2 separate regions of the Mus musculus genome follow, and region 1 is linked to region 2. Evidence: chromatin loops called from intact Hi-C (ENCODE). Cell type or tissue: left cerebral cortex. All regions are shown on one strand. Each heading gives the region's core, and the rest is flanking DNA. Links, peaks and the distances in the headings are about the cores only.

The links. A loop is a pair of places that touch in the nucleus more often than their neighbours do. Peaks named below come from ENCODE experiments on the same cell type or tissue, not always from the same donor. Only the 100,000 strongest peaks of a DNase experiment are listed, where the experiment ranks them.
Region 1: a loop joins it to region 2, with 3 times the contacts of the local background. A loop is called at or near these places in 1 of 42 quality-filtered maps.

The regions. Positions count from the first base shown.
Region 1 is chr2:26,150,541-26,158,868 of GRCm38, reverse strand. No RefSeq gene overlaps it. Among named protein-coding and RNA genes, the nearest start is that of Tmem250-ps, 14 kb to the right of the region's middle. In left cerebral cortex, for the core only: CTCF peaks have their summits at 4,687 (motif pointing left) and 5,380 (motif pointing left); DNase peaks (open chromatin) are centred at 2,129, 4,660 and 5,386.
Region 2 is chr2:26,376,405-26,384,706 of GRCm38, reverse strand. It overlaps Snapc4 (small nuclear RNA activating complex, polypeptide 4), which reads left to right and starts at 4,054. Exons shown (of 23, transcript NM_172339.4): 1 at 4,054-4,158; 2 at 6,071-6,213; 3 at 6,640-6,686; 4 at 7,671-7,838; 5 at 7,982-8,107. The coding sequence starts at 6,084. Entr1 (endosome associated trafficking regulator 1) reads left to right here. Exons shown (of 10, transcript NM_026563.3): 9 at 1-25; 10 at 1,013-1,907. The coding sequence ends at 1,109. In left cerebral cortex, for the core only: no CTCF peak of the experiment used is centred there; DNase peaks (open chromatin) are centred at 4,045 and 4,472; H3K4me3 peaks cover 1,313 bases; H3K27ac peaks cover 601 bases.

The DNA of each region.
Region 1 (8,328 bases), core at 258-8,257, 230 kb after region 2:
ACACCCTGCTATTGGGCAAATGGCTTCCCTGATCTCAGGGCAGCAGTGGTCATACTGTGAGAAGACTCACCAAAGGGATTCCTTTCCCAGGAGCTACAGTCATGACATGGTTATTGCTGTCTAGGGCCATAGTGGAAATATGCGTCTCTCCTTAGCCCCGTGGAGACTCATGGGGTGGGTGGGGTGGAGGGTGGGGTCTGGAAGTCCATTTTACAGTAGGGTTCAAGCTGGGGAAGGCTGAGAAGCAGGAGTGGATGTTTTGAACAAGAACCTCACACACCAGGGACAGTGTTCCCTTCTGATCATCATCTACATCACCAGAATTTGGGGTTTCACACGATAGCAGTGTTCCTGCCCTGAGGATTTGGGGGTTCACACCATAGAGGTATTTGGTACTTGAATCCCACAGAAAATTAAATCAATTACCCAGTCTAATCAAGAACTCAGGTTTTTAATTAAACTAAGCTTAATGAAATGGCGAACGCGCAGCTCTGTCGATGTCCTGATCAGGCCCTGGGGGCTGGGAGCAGCTGAGTGGTCCATTGCTGGCTGCTGGCTGCTGGCAGCTGGCCGAGAGGATCGATGGGCTATTCGCTCACAGGAGCTGGCCCTATGACAGGAAGCATGGCAGGGTGATGAGCAGCCAGGGATCCCAGCCTGCCCTCAAGCCCTGGACTCTGGGAGGATCCCATGAGCACAGAGGAGACCCCCCCAACCACCTGACACAAGGAGACTGTCTGCGGACACTGATGACATGCATTAGGTTGCACGGGAAGCTGGGAGCCCTGCAGCTGAGATCCTGTGGCATATGCAGGTAGGTAGTCATGGCTCCAGGCTCTGGTTTTGGAATGCTTGTCTTCTGCAGCTATCTGGGCCTGGCAGTTCTCAGCAGGGCCCTGGCTGGGCCACCACTAGTCTTGGGACTCTTCCCTCCCCTGCCCTCATTCTTGCTCTGCCCCTCTGGGCTTTTTAATGTCTCCTCTTCCTCCCTCAACCCAAGCTCACTTGTGATCACAGGAGGCAAAGGTCTGACTTGGTCAAAGCTATCAGCCACCTTTGCCACGCTGAGAGTGAAGACACAAGGGAGCACTGGGGAAGCTGGCTTTCCTGAGGGTCACTGTACTGCCCCTGTCAGACCCCAGGGCACGTGTTGCCCAGAGTGGGTAAAGTCGTTAACAGGCAACCTCTGCCTGGTCTACAGTGGGTAAGTGGGGATTGTCCTGAGAAGTTCTGAGGCTGGGGGAGGAGCTATGGTGCAAGTGGGGATTGAGTATTTTAGAGTCTGGTCCAGGCCCACATGGGGGCCACATGTGAACAGGTCTGGGCTGGATTCTCAGTTACCAGGCACCTGTGCTCAGAGGCTTCGAGCCTCCCTTATACTAATTGGAGGTGGAAACAGCCATCTTCTTAATGCCCAGATGGTACTCTCAGTGGCCCCCCAAAACCAGGTTAACCCAAAGAGCCCATCAAACCCCCTTTTATCTCCTGGCCCTCCTACCCTGATCCTGACATTTCTCTCTAAGACAGGTCTTTTGGGGCCCATGTTGCCACAAACTCGCTATATAGCCAAACTTAAACTTCTGATCTGCTTCTACCTCCCAAGTGCTGGGATTCAAGCTTGTGCCTTCACAACTGGCTTATACAGTGCTGGGCTAGAAGTCAGGGCTTTGTATGCACTAAACAAGCATTCCACCTACTGTGAGCCACATCCCTAACCCTGGCCTCTCTGAACCACACTGAGACTCCATAGACATCATCTTTTGCCTGAGCAAGTGAGCAGTTTTTGGGTGCTGGGGGAACTCAGGGGCTCCGGCACTCCCAGGGACAGCAGAGCAGCCCCAATCCTGGCACTTGAGGCTCACAGATTTTTGGTCTCATATTCCATTCCCCTAAAGCGCCCGGGACACAAGCCTGCTCCGTTCTCATGAGGACCCCACAATGCCTCTAAGTTCTGCCAGCCTCACCCTCAGCACGCAACTGTGTTCCACCCTTCCCCCACTGGATCTCAGCCCTCAGCCTTGCAGCCTGTGAGCAGGTGCAGCTTCCTAGCCAGCCCAGGCCCCCCACTCTGATGGATGTCTGTCGAGGGAAGCTGTGTGCCAGGAGCATCCCACCCCAGGCGCGGGAACCAAATGCATAATAAAAAAATAGAACCTTGACTGCAATTGTCTGATCTATATTTATTTCATAACATGTAGAATTAATAAGATACGGGTTTGAGGTTGCCATGGCAACAGAATGCACAGAGGCTTGTCCTGGTGAATAGATGAATTCATAAATAATGCCAAAGTGCTGATATCAACAATCAGCAGACCCTGCTCTAAGGCTAGTCCCTTACCCCGGTCTCTGTGCACCCACATCTGGGGGCAGGTCACGAACTTGTGTCATGCCACAAGTGTCATTTCAGGGTGAAGGTTTCCTGAAGCCTGCCATGCAATGGTCTGAAGCTGTCAAGTAGGAGATTTTGCTTAGCTGCTGCCCCCTGTAGGGACCAGATCTGGAGATAAATGGCCATTGAGAATAGGAAGGGTGAATAACAGTGAGACTTCCCTCCCAGACATCTTACTTCCCAGCTGCTCAGACAGCTAGGTGCTCAGTCCCCTGTCCTGCTGTCATGAAAACAGGACAAATCACATGGAAGCATCCACTCATTCAGGAGATCAACTGTTCACTTGGCCCACGCCACCCAGCCACCAAGTATGCGGGGGGGGGGGGGGGCAGCAAGGACTACTGTGTAAGGACACCTGAAGTCATAGTTACTTCCTGCAGAACAGTCACCTGTCACACTCGCTGATGTGAGATGTGTAGGTCACCAGGAACCGTGACAAGGACACAGTCCCTGGTAGATGTTCTCCAAGCACCAAGAGCTGGCCACAGTCACACCATGCCTGTGATCTCTGGACTCTCCCACTCTTCAAGAGCAAAATGACTTCTTCCCAGAAGCTGGAGCCTTTGGCTGAGTGCCCACCAGACACAAGTGCCCATCAGGTCACAGACAGGACATGGCTAAGTCATAGATGCTCTGCTCTTGGCTTGCCTGTACTCACGGGTGTAAGTCCCTTACTTCCTGCTCTGTGTCTTTCTGTAAGAACAGTGTGGGCCCCTCCCCAACCTGGCTGGAAAGAATGCAACTTAAAGAAGCAGGAAACTCTCTGAGTCCGAGGCCAGTCTGGACTACAGAGCTAGTTCCAGGTCATCCAGGGCTACACAGAGAAACCCTGCCTCAAAATAAAATAAACCTGGAGCAAAGGCCACAAGAGATGAGTAGCAGGCCCAGAGTTTATGGTTGTGCAATGCTCTTGGAGCCCTGTGATTGACATATATCACACACCCCTGTCAAACCCACAAACCCTCAGACTGTACAACATCAAGAGGACCTTTGTGGCGCTGTGAACTTTGGGAAAGGATGAGGTAATCCTAAAACTGCTCCAACAGGTAAACCCCTCTGTAATTTAAAGATACAGTCTGTTTTTCATTATTATGTTTTTTTTTTTCTTCAAAGAGACAGGGTCCCTTGTAGCCCAGGCTTGCTTTGAACTCAATATGTAGGTGAGGATAGCCTCGAACTCCTGACTCTTCTGCCTCAACCTCTGGAGTGCTATGGGATTATAACCATGTGCCACCACACCCAGTTTACGCATCATTGGAGTTGAACCTGGGGCTTCATGGATGCTAAGCCAGCTCTCTACCAACTGGACCTCAGCCTCACTCCAACTCTTTCATTGGCCCACCATGTCCTTGTAAGAGGCTATTCAGATTGTTCAGACCTAACGGAACTTCTCAGAACCCTAGGAGCACCTGGGGTGCCAAGACCTTCTCTATGCTGAAGACCTATCTGACCAACAGATGTTTGCTGAGATGCAGCTGGTGACAGAAGTGCATAGGAGTATGAGCACCTTGGTCCACGCTGCAGCCAACACTCCAGGTGAGAACAAGCCCAGCCAGTCACAGGATTGTGGAGTTGATTTCCACGTCTGCCTGTGACAATTGCACCAACAGTGGCTAGGAGCCAGGAGGTCTCCTTGCACACGTGCTGGGCCACTGAGAATGTAGCAGTTCTCTTATCTACCAACACAGGCTTTACCACTAACAGTTGCTCCTGGCCCTCTGTGCCCAGCAGCCTGTGTGAACCAGCCACACTCACCTCATTGGACAGATGGTCTAACACTTGTGTCCTCTGTGTCCACCGAGATGGAGAACACCGTGAGCATCCTGGAGGAACCTGGCCCTGCCTTGTTTCCACCACAGATAACTGAGTGTAAGCCCTGCACTCCAGCCACCAGCTTCTCCACATGTGTGTCCTCCATCTCCTCATCTGGGAAAGGTATGTGTGTCTGTGTGTGTGTGTCGGTGTGTGTGTGTCTATGTCTATGTGTGTGTGTGTCTGTGTGTGTGTCTGTGTGTGTCTGTGTCTATGTGTCTGTGTGCGTGCATGCGCATGTATGCCAGGAGATGAACCTTAGGAGCCTGGGAGTGATCTTTGCAGGTGTGCAAGAAAGCCTGTAGCCATCCACAGGATAGCTCCTCCTTTCATAATAAAGCAGTGTGGGCTACTCCCCTGCACAACTGGGGTGCTGCACAGAGGAGCTGTCACCTGCTTTGTCACTACCACTCCCATTCCTCCACTGCACCTCTCTTTACAGGGCGAAAAGTGGAAAGAAAGCACAAGACTGCCCCCTAGTGTTCTTATCAGAAAACTGCTCCAGTCTCCTTTAGCTCTTCCAAAAGTAGCAAGCTCAGACTGAGCTCTTGAGGTGTGAGACCCTCTCACTGGGGTCTCCGGGAAGCAGGCCCTCTAGAGGTCAGATGGGGACCCAACCCACTGAGTCAGAGCACTCAGGAGCTGTGGGGACCTGCAGCGTGGTGTCGCTCAGTACTCCCACACCCCTGCCTTCTAACTGACTCCACCCTAGTCATCTGTGACAGGGGTATAAGCCCTGTTAGGCTTGGTGTTCACCATCACCCCCCATCCAAAAATTCCCCTGGGTGCTCCAAGGAAGCCCGGACTTCTGTAGTCAGAACCCACCATCTTGCTGAGGTCCCCAAGTCAGGGTCCAGCATGGATGCTACTCACTGAAGGCCCCATATTCCATCTTTCTAGATTGGAAGTAAACTGAAGCACAAAGAACTAGGTGATCCGAGTGAACTGAGGTACTCAGAGGTGAGCCAAGGTGAAATGAGGTAAATGGAAATAAACTGGGGTGACATGAAGCAATATGCTGGGATGTTCAGTGACCCTAGGTGAGAGGAACAGTGCTGAAGTGCATGAGCTGGCCGTATAGCAGTTCAGAGACAACTATGGATAGAGCTGAGATCTCCACCAGCCCCATGCCAGCAGAGACTGACGCCTTAGGCTAACCCCAGCTCAGACCAGATGCGCCTCCTGGTGGCTGAGCCTGGACCTCTGGCCAGCCCTTAGGGCAAGTCCCCAAGTGGTCCTCCTAGGCCCTCTGGCAGGCCAAGAACTCCCATGCTGACCGCAGGCTCTTTTCTTAGAATACAACTCAGAACCTTGCTAGAAGGCAGAACTATTTACAGTTGGCTGAGAGAGACAGAAGGGAGTGGCTGAAATCTCAGGTGATGTTCAATAGGTAGACCTGGATTCCCCTCCACTTCAGGTAAAACCCAACTTTGAGGCACCAAGAGGCACCAAGAACAGGTTGAAAGATCTGCCTCAAAAAAAAAAAAAAAAAAAAAAAGAATAAGAAAAAAAGAAAAGAAAAGAAAAAGGAAGGAAGATCTGTCTCAGGATACAGCCTCCCACCCTGGACCCCCTTCTAGAGATCCTCGGTAATATGAAAAGGGGCCAGGGCTACACAGAGAAACCCTGTCTCAAAAAAAAAAAACAAAAAAAAACAAAAACAAAAAGAAAATGAAAAGAAAATCAAAGAGGAAACAAACGTCCTGCTTCCTCTTCTCTTTCCTCTTCTTCTCCCCTCCCCTCCCCTCCTCCTCTTTCCTCCTCCTCCCCTTCCTCCTCCTCCTCTTTCCTCTTCTTCTTCTTCTTCTTCTTCTTCTTCTTCTTCTTCTTCTTCTTCTTCTTCTTCTTCTTCTTCTTCTCTTCTTCTTCTTCTTCTTCTTCTTCTTCTTCTTCTTCTTCCCTCCCTCCCTCCCTCCCTCCCTCCCTCCCTCCCTCCCTCCCTCCCTCCCTCCCTCCCTCCCTCCCTCCCTCCTTCCCTCTTCCCTCTTCCCCTCTTGTTTGGTTTACTTTTGAGGCAGGTTTTCTCTGCATAGCCCTGGAACTCACTCTGTAGACCAGACTCAAACTCAGAGATCTGCCTGCCTCTGTCTCCCAAGTGCCACCACCACCAGTAATTCACTGTGCTATCTCACTGCACCCAGGACCATCAGTCCATGGATGGCCTCATCCACAACACAGGGGGCCCTCCCACATCAATTATCAACCAAGAAAACGTCCTTTAGAACAACCCCACAGAAGCATTTTTCTAATTCATATTCTTTCTTTCCACCACAGATAGTGATGCCATGGCCCATGCTGTAGCCAGACTTCCTTGATCTGTGCTGCTGCTGACTACACAGGGCAGGGGGCTTCTTCTGCCAGGGTGTGGATGACTGCAGACTTATAGTTAAGAATGAGAGATGCCAGGCAGTGGTGGCGCATGCCTTTAATCCCAGCACTTGGGAGGCAGAAGCAGGCAGATTTCTGAGTTCGAGGCCAGCCTGGTCTACAGAGTGAGTTCCAGGACAGCCAGGGCTACACAGAGAAACCCTTTTTCAAAAAAAAAAAATTAGAATGAACGATCAGAAGGTTTCTGTGACAACTTCTTTCCCCAACTCCCTCCCAAAAGAAACAGTGTAAACAGGAAGCGAGAACTCTTAAAAATTATAACAATGCTGTAGTGTAGCTCCTCACAGTTGGCTTCTGGCAAGGGTAGGGAAGGGAAGGACTCAGTTATCTTTAAGGGGCTGGCCACTGGGAGTTTGACCCTGCTCCGGTGAGTATTTGAGCGTCACAAATTAGAGTTGTGTTTCTCCTCCTTCTCCTTCTCCCCTTCCTCCTTTTTTTGTTTTGAGGAAGGTCATAATGGTGGGGAGTGAGCCTGTGAGGACTGGGAAGTGAATGGGATAAAGGTATATTATGTGAATTATTAATTTAAAAATTATTCATTCCCAAATGACCCCAGCTTGTGTCAAATCAACATAAAACTAGGCAATATGCTGGAAGTGGAGGCTTGCCCTGAACCACAAATGGTCAGAAAGGAGAAATTCAGAGGGGTGAAGAAGAGCCAGGGAAGTGGCAGGAGGAGGAGGGAATGGTGAGCAAGGCCCAGAGAACTCAAAAACAGAATTGAACTGTGGCCATAGGCAGCTTGGTTTCCCTAAGACGTGGCGGACCAAGCAGACATCTTTTGTAGTGGAAGCAGGAGCAGGGGTTCCACCTGTGTGTCGGGCTTGTCTGTAAGAAGCTGCCTGCTATCAGAGACGCTTCAGGTCCTTCAGGAATCAACCAGAGGGAGCCATGTGCATCACAGCTGGACAGGCATGAATGCCACGTGAATGCCACCAGGATGTGTTGGCCAGATGGACCAGGTCACATGGCTTCTATATGAGTTGGGGTCTAGGCTTGATGATGTGTCGTCCCTCAGCAGGGACACCAGACCCACCCTGACTGCCTACCCTAAGCAGGCCACATGGCTGTACAGACCAGTGAATTGGTGGAATTGGTCTTGGTTTTGTCTTTGAATCCTTTTTTATTTTTATTTATTTATTTATTTATTTATTTATTTATTTATTTATTTATTTATTTATTTATTTGTCTCCTTGATGGCAGTGATGCTCTGCTAGAGCAGGCTCACTGTGTGCTTACAAAAAGACAAGACAAGCCGGGCGTGGTGGCACACACCTTTAATCCCAGCACTTGGGAGGCAGAGACAGGTGGATTTCTGAGTTCGAGGCCAGCCTGGTCTATAGAGTGAGTTCCAGGACAGTCAGGGCTACACAGAGAAACCCTGTCTCGAGAAAAAAAAAAAAAAAAAAAAAAGGACAAGAGAACATGGCACTTTTTTTTTTTGTTTCCAGAATTTATTTATTTATTTATTTATTTGATATTTTCTTCATTTACATTTCAAATGCTATCCCAAAAGTCCCCTATACCCTTCTCCTGCCCTGCTCCCCAACCCACTCCCACTTCTCGGCCCTGGTGTTCCCCTGTACTGGGACATATAAAGTTTGCAAGACCAAGGGGCCTCTCTTCCCAATGATGGCCGACTAGGCCATCTTCTGCTACATATGCAGCTAGAGACACAAGCTCTGGGGATACTGATTAGTTCATATTGTTGTTCCTCCTATAGGGTTGCAGACCCCTTC
Region 2 (8,302 bases), core at 303-8,302:
TGAACAGTGCACACGCATCCATAAAGTGAGTCCCCGGGCGGCCTCTGGCTGGACCAGCAAGGGAAAGGTGCTGACCGGCTCAGTCATACTATAGTCAATCAAGTAAGAGTGGTCTCTTGTTTTGAGACAGGGTCTCACTCTGTAGCACTGACTGGCCTGGAGCTATGTACACTAGGCTGACCTTGACCTCACACAGATCCTTCTGCCTCTGCACTCAAGTGCTAGAGTTCAAAGCATGCACCCCCTCACCTGGCTTGGTTTTTTTTTGAGGGATTTTTGTTTTGTTTGGGTTTTTAAGACAAAGTCTCCCTGGCTTCTCTGACAGTATGTGTAGACCGGGTTAGCCTCAGACTCAGAGATTTCCTGCTTCCATTTCCCAAGTTCTGGAACTTGAGGTATGCATTATCATGCCCGTTTTAGGATTTTTATTTTTGATGTTCCAGAGAACCTTCCCACTAATAGGTGTGGATGATGCCATGCCTCTGAATCCAGCTGCTTTGCCTGTGTACGTTGCAGCTCTAACTGAAGGGGAGAAGTCTGCCACAGTGAGCATACTGTGAGCTAGTCAGTTGGTGATGATAATGGTGATTAAACACTCACCAAAGCTGCAGCTTGTTAAACTTGTCAAGATGTAGTTAATTCATCTGACCTATTAAACACAAAAGCAAAGTAGTCCCCCTGGTAGAGCTCTCATGACTAGATATGGGACTTGCGGTGGGACTACTGCCCACATCACTGAGAGTACTGCATCATCAGCTTGGCCTAAGCAAAGAGCAAAATTCAGAATCAGTTTCTGATGAACTTATCTGGCTTGCAACCTACCATCTTTAGTTGCCTTCCCTAAGCTTCACTATAGGGTGGCTGGCCTGTGCACAGGCACATGGGCCAGAGGGCAGCCACACAGAATCCAGTGTGGCAAACCTGGTTGATAGCTCTGGGCTCTCTCCTTTAGATCTGTCTCTGGCTGCCTTTGCACGGCTGAAATAATGGCCCTGGTCTCTCTCTGCTTTAGGCAGCTGGTGTCTGGGGCAGACACACTGAACCTTGTTGCTGAAATCCTCAAGTCTATCGACAGAATTAGTGAAGTTAAAGATGAGGTGGACTCTTGAGACGCTCTACCTGCCACCGGGTCCCGTCACCTCTGCACCGAAGGCACCACACATCTTCCGAATGTGTTCCTGTCTATGCAGTCCTCATCAAAGCATTTCACGGCCTAATCATGTGACTGGCCATCTGCAGTACGGGGCTCCTTTCCACCAGTTGAACCTAACAGTTTACATGAAGTCCCACTGTTCGATAGACTCACTGATTTACTGGAAGACACTTTTATAAAACCACTAAAGCTGAAACGACAGTTTTGTAACAAGCTTCTTTCACCACCCTCTCTAGGACGAGGTCGGGCTCAGCCTCAGTGTTGTCAAGTGGAACACGAAGTGAGCCAGTGTGTAAGTGAGCAGCCTGTACAGAGACGCGTGCCTCACTGAGGCAGCACCGCTTGGTACGTGCTGCCGTCCTCCCACCAGGACCATAGGACCAAGGTCACACACTGTGCACAGTGCAAAGCTTCATACACCCTCTACTGTGTGCTGTCAGCTTTGGAAAGCCATTTGGGGCTGTCGATTTTGATGCACGTTAATGTGTTTGTGTGCCTTTTGTATAGTGCAATTCAGACTGGAATTAAAGCACACACCCACCTGGGGGGTCAGCACCAGCTCTTTGGGCTGGCTGGCTGGTTTTTGAAGGACAGGCAAGACATAAGCAGCTCCCTGTGCTGTGCTGAGGGGTCAAGGTTTGGGGGCCACTTTCCTATAGGTTGTTTTTTTGTTTTTTTTTTTTAATTTATTTTCCCTTTTCCCCTCCTGTTGAGATCAACAGCTTTCTGATCTAAATAAATCTTAAAGATCATTTAGACTGTCTTGTCATTTACTCAGGGATTCATGCTTGAGAGCTACCCTGCTCTTTTAACTTCAAGGTCTGCATCTGAAGATATTCCTGCAGGGTAGTGGTGGCGCACGCCTTTAATCCCAGCACTCGGGAGGCAGAGGCAGGCGGATTTCTGAGTTCGAGGCCAGTCTGGTCTACAGAGTGAGTTTCAGGACAGCCAGGGCTACACAGAGAAACTCGAAAAATCAACAAACAAAGGATATTCCTGCCATTGCTGGGTTATCGGACCCTCAAGTTCTTGACCCTTGGAGTCAGGCATTCACAAGAGCCACTACATCAACATATCACAACATATCACATACATATCACAACATATCACATACATATCCCAACATATCACAGAGCCACTACATCAACATGCCGGATGAGCCACATCCTAGCTTCACACTAAGGCTGGGTGGATGGACGCCTAGCAACTAAACCACTGGGCCCTTTAACTCACAGCTTTTTAGAAGCTGTCCCCACCCCCAGAGCAGATCGCAGTGCAAGGTGGCGGGACACAAAGGAAGACCAGGCTAGTGTTCCCTCTGCTCACAAGGCTTGAGTCAGAGCTGCCATCAAGAGGAACCGTCAGCCTTTCTCCACCACTGCAAGTGAACCGGATGAGAGCTGCACAACTACACTACTCTCAATTTACGTATGAAGTGTTCCTAAAGTTGTACAAGCACCATAGAGCATGGTGGTACATGCCTTTATTCAGAGTACCAGGAACAAAGACGATCCCAGTTCTCAATCAGTCTGTTCTACATAGACTGTCTCAAGAAACAACAGTACCCCAGGGAAATTTGCCTGATAGTTCTTACCAGGCTTGCCCCACACAAGTTCCTACACCAGGAACCTACAGGTTTCCTTTAATGCCCCAGACTCCCTCTGGCCAAACCCAACTCTGGGCCAGACTTGATATGACTCTTATTTTCTTTTTTGAGACAGTGTCTATATAGTTCTGAAACTTGCTTTGTTGTATATCAGGCTGGATTTGAACTCACAGAGTTACACCTACCTCTGCTTCCTGAATGTTGGATTAAAGGGATGCACTATTACTCTTTGATTTCATGATTCTGTACCCACTCCAGTAGTGTTGCAGGTGACTTCTAGCTTGTAGTCAGTTCTCCATAAGACCAAGGCCCTTCCCAGGTCCCACAAACTGGCCAGTCGCCAGGCTTGGTTTTCACCAGCCTTGAGCCTCAAGCCACTGCCATGCTTCTCCTACTCACAGGCATTATTAGGCACTAGGAGGACCCAGCTGCCTAGGGAGAGTAGAATTAAGGAAGCTGTTAAGAATTAATAATGGAGAGAAAGTACCCAAGGAGCTAAAGGGATCTGCAACCCTATAGGTGGAACAACATTATGAACTAACCAGTACCCCGGAGCTCTTGACTCTAGCTGCATATGTATCAAAAGATGGCCTAGTCGGCCATCACTGGAAAGAGAGGCCCATTGGACTTGCAAACTTTATATGCCCCAGTACAGGGGAACGCCAGGGCCAAAAAGGGGGAGTGGGTGGGTAGGGGAGTGGGGGGGAGTGTATTGGGGACTTTTTGGATAGTATTGGAAATGTAAATGAGGAAAATACCTAATTAAAAAAAAAAAGAATTAATAATGGGCCGGGCATGGTGGCTCACGCCTTTAATCCCAGCACTGGAGAGGCAGAGGCAGGCAGATCTCTGAGTTCAAGGCCAGCCTGGTCTACAAAGTGAGTTCCAGGACAGCCTGGGCTATACAGAGAAACCCTGTCTCGAAAAAACAAACAAACAAAAAATTAATAATGGATAATTATTGGTATTTTGTTTCATAAGAGTGAGACCGACCCCCCCCTCCCCGCCCTCCCGCCCCCCCCCCCCCACTACTTAGCCAGCAGCTCTGTGATGTGTTGGCCAGGCAGAATAATCCTTAGTGAATGAATGTCCATTTCTGGCGGTCCCAGGTTGTGGGCTCCGAGGACGACACACACGGGAAAGTACTTAACGACACACTGATCATTCATCCAAACCCAGAACACCAGGAGCTAAGTACACAGCCCAGGGAACCTGGAGAAAGATGAACGCCTCGCTAGGGCCCCGCCCCCCAGCACACCTCCTAGCATGCCCTGCGCCGCAGCCTGGGTGGGACTTCCGGTGCAAGCCTACTGACTTCCGCGACTGCTAGAAGCATGATCTGCGTGTGGTCGCCCGGGCGATGATGCCAGCTGTGAAGTTTGGAAGGGATGCCTAGAAGGTGAGGATTGGCGGGCGGCAGGTAGCAGGCGTTGTGTCCAGGAGGGGCAGGGCAGCCAGCACGGGGAAACCGAGGCGTGGCGTGGCCGCGACATTGCTGGAGTGGAGAGCCCGCGTCCGGAGCCCAGCCGAGGTCCCCTAGCTGGTGAGATGCAGGACCGGATTTGCTCCGTGCTGTGCTCCGAACCGCTGCTCTAACCGGTTGCATGCGCTGCAGCACCACCGGCCACCCCTGGCTTATCGAATCCAGCCACTAAGGGTGCATTGGACCCCAACTGCCTTGCCCGGTTAGGCCTTAGAAGGGACAGGCAGCAAAGTGTCTCTGATGTCATTAAAGGCGGACCGTGGCTCCCAGCTCAGGACTTGAAAACGTGACTTTTTCTTCCTTTATGTGGGCGATGCTGTGGGAGGAGATGGAATTGCTGCTGCCTCAAAACACGTTACTCTTTCGTTGGTGGCCAAGCATCCAGTGGCAATGATTATTGCTACATCTGTAGATCCCGCTGTTTCTAGCCAAGTTGGTTGACAAACGTTCCCTGTATAAGTAATTGGAATGTCGTTGAAGGGGATTTTGTTTTGTTTTGTTGTAGTCAGTTAAGACTGCTGTCAACAACTTAGTAGGAAGAAATCAAACAGGATGTTTTTCTTCATTTCTGGCTCTGGGTGTGAAAATGTGTTTGATAATTTTGTTTGAAACAGTATCTCACTAATGGTTTGAAATGCAGAGATCCACTTAGTTATGCCCCCCAAGTGCTGGGATTTAAATTATGTGCCATCACACTCAGCTCTTTGTTTCTTTATTTTGGTTTTTGGTTTTTTGGGTTTTTTTTTTTTTTTTTTTTTTTGGGCGGGGGGGGGGGGGGTGGATTTTCCGAGACAGGGTTTCTCTGTATAGCCCTGGTTGTCCTGGAACTCACTTTGCAGACCAGGCGGGCCTCGAACTCAGAAATCCGCCTGCCTCTGCCTCCCAAGTGCTGGGATTAAAGGCCTTTGCCACCACGCCCGGCTCTTTATTTTGTTTTTGAAGACAGTTTCTTTTAGAGCTCTGGCTGACCTGGAACTCACTCTGTAGACCAAGCTGGCCTCAAACTCAGAGATCCCCCTGCCTCTGCCTCCTGATTCCTGGGATTAAAGACGTGTGTCACTATACCCGACTTCTACACCCAGCTTTTTACAGTTATTATACTTGTTTATTTCCTTGTGTGTAGGTAGATGTGCCATAGTGGGGGAGGTCTGAGGGAAAGCTGGAGTAGGGTCTCTTCACCATTGATTACTGGTCCTGAATTCAGGTCCTTAGGCCTGGTAGCAAGTGCCTTTGTATGGTGTGCCATCTCACCCACCTGAGCTTGTGTTTTCTAGAATCATCTTTCACACTTCTCTTCCAAATTTCCTTTGCCCTCAGACTTTGCTTACAGTGTACCAGAGAAAAAGCCTCCTTTGTACTTTAGCAGACACTTGTTCAGTATCAGACAACACCATATGCCAGGTAGTGTTCTGAAAAGATAGGTCATGGAGTAAGCTAAGCCTTACTCTGACTTACTAGCCAGTCAGCACTGTGTAGAGCGGGGCACCTCTTTATAGGTTTGGATCACAGGGGGTGAATGTCTGTTGCTCTGCACTTTCTGCACTTGGTGACCAACTGAGCACCTTGGGGCACAGAGACAAGTGTTTTTACCTGTGCTGGTGGTGGCCTCAGGGAGAGTAGGGTCATTTCTAGGTGTTGAGTCAAGAGCAGAAGTCCTGGGTATGAAAAGAGTGTCATAACTTGTGGGACTTTAACCCTAAGCTGATTGCCATCTGGATAGTCTATTGTCTGCATTTGAACAGGCTCTTGCCACCTCCAGCAAGTGTGTGTCTGAAAGAGAACGAGACCCAGGCACACTCAATTTCTCATGTTTTCTAACATTCTGAAGGCAGGCTGAAGCCATGGACATAGACGCCGAACGAGAGAAAATAACACAGGAGATCCAGGAGCTTGAAAGGATTTTGTATCCTGGATCCACCAGCGTCCACTTTGAAGTCTCTGAATCCAGTCTCAGTTCAGACTCTGAAGCAGGTGTGCCCATGAACCTGGCCTAGCACGGCATGGCTGGAACGGCTGTGTGTACCCTTTAGCTAAATTAGGCTGTGGACTGTTCCATGGTCAGACTCTGTTTCTTGCCCAAACTGTCTTCTACTTTCACCTCAGTAAGAAAGTTTGTTTCAGTTTCTTAGTCTTAGCTGTCAGGGCTGCTGACTATTTGTGTATAACCACCCCTGCTGCCATCTAGCCTGGGACCCTCTAAGCAATGGTGAATCCTGGTGGGGAGAAGAGGACCCAGAGCTCAGCCTATCAACTTGAATAGTCTCCATGGCCCAGATACACAGAATTTCGTCCCTGAGCACTCCAGTGAGACCCTGTTATAAGTGTTCATTTTTGTCTATAGCATACTCTTGCTCCCCATGCTCCCACTCCAATAGAGTGTGCTTGTGTTTCTTACAGATTCGCTGCCTGATGAGGACTTGGAAACTGCTGGTGCCCCCATCTTGGTAATTGTTGCTTACCAGGCCAGGCTGCTGGGTCATACCTGTTAACTACCTTCCAAACTGGCCTAAGAGGACTTTGCATGCCTGTGGGATTTTCTACAATTAATGTTATTTACTGTGAAAATAAGGCATCACAAAGTATTTACTTATTTTTATGGTGCTAGAGATGGAATCCAGGGTCTCATTCACACTAGGCTCACACTCTACCACTAAGCTATACCCCTAAACACAAATTATTATCAAAACTAAAGTTTATCCATAGAAGTGAAGTAACTCTAACAGACTGGTGACTATAGCTGCTGGCTTTTCCTGAGCTCACAGTCAAAACATCAGATGTGAGAGGCAGCATACCTGGGACCTGCTTCACAGCTAACCCTCTGTGTCTCAGTTTCCCGTTCTAGATGGTAGTCATCATGGATGGCTTAGGAAAGCATCTGGCAGAGATTAGTCATGCCAGCGTTGCTAGCCATGCTTTGTTCGTTTTGCTTACTTCCTCACCAAACAAGCAAGTATGGAGTCCCATTAGTGTTTAAGGACCATGTGTCTGCTCAATAGACTAACACAGCTCTGGAGTCGTTGGACATTTGGCGTTCTTGGAGGTTTGACCCTGATTGCTATTCCGGGAATTTCCTTGCTGAGATCTGACACTTGAGGTGTTCCGGATGGGAACACAAACTTGCTGTGAAGTTCAGGCTCCAAAGAGATGTCTGTTATAAAAATGGAAGCTGCCTGCTATGGTATACCAACTCCCAACCCCAGCATACATTTTACAAGCAGATCTCATGTTGGTTTGGAAAGATGCCCACTCTCTAGCTTGAGGATGATGGGCTCTGTATAACTTCTCCCTCCTTCCAGTATGGTTCCACACTCAGTGAGTGTATACTAGGGCTTCCTCAGCTCCCTCTCATGGGCTTAGGCTTGAGCTTGGCAACAGGAGAGGGCTGCCTGTTTCCTGTTCTTCCTGCTCCATTTCTGGCTCCTAACTAGGAAGAGGAAGGGTCGAGTGAGAGCAGCAATGATGAGGAGGACCCCAAGGACAAAGCTCTCCCTGAAGACCCCGAGACCTGTCTGCAGCTAAATATGGTCTACCAGGAGGTGATCCGGGAAAAGCTAGCAGAGGTTAGCCAGTTGCTAGCCCAGAACCAGGAGCAGCAGGTAAGATGACCTACTCAATACCTGTATAACCCCTCATGACCCTCAGTGTCCCACAGGATCAAGTTCCCAGAGTGAATCTGCTCACCCACCTGGCCTACCCTCTTTCTCTACCTGGCCTACTGATGGCCTTGCTTTTGTCCCAGGAAGAGATCCTGTTTGATCTGTCTGGAACCAAATGCCCCAAGGTGAAGGATGGCAGAAGTCTGCCCTCATACATGTACATAGGCCACTTCCTGAAGCCATACTTCAAGGACAAGGTTACTGGAGTGGTGAGTAGTAATGAACGCTCTTAGCAGTTGGTTGAGTGTCTCTTCTTCATGAGTACTTGGGTCTGTAGGGTGTGTTTCCCTAAAAGAATCACAGCGTTTAGGAAGTCAGTAGTATAAATCTCAAACTGCTGATGCCCTTGTGTGCCTGCATCTTCCTGGAGTCTCAGGCCGCTTCCTTGTACTGGGTGGGTCATG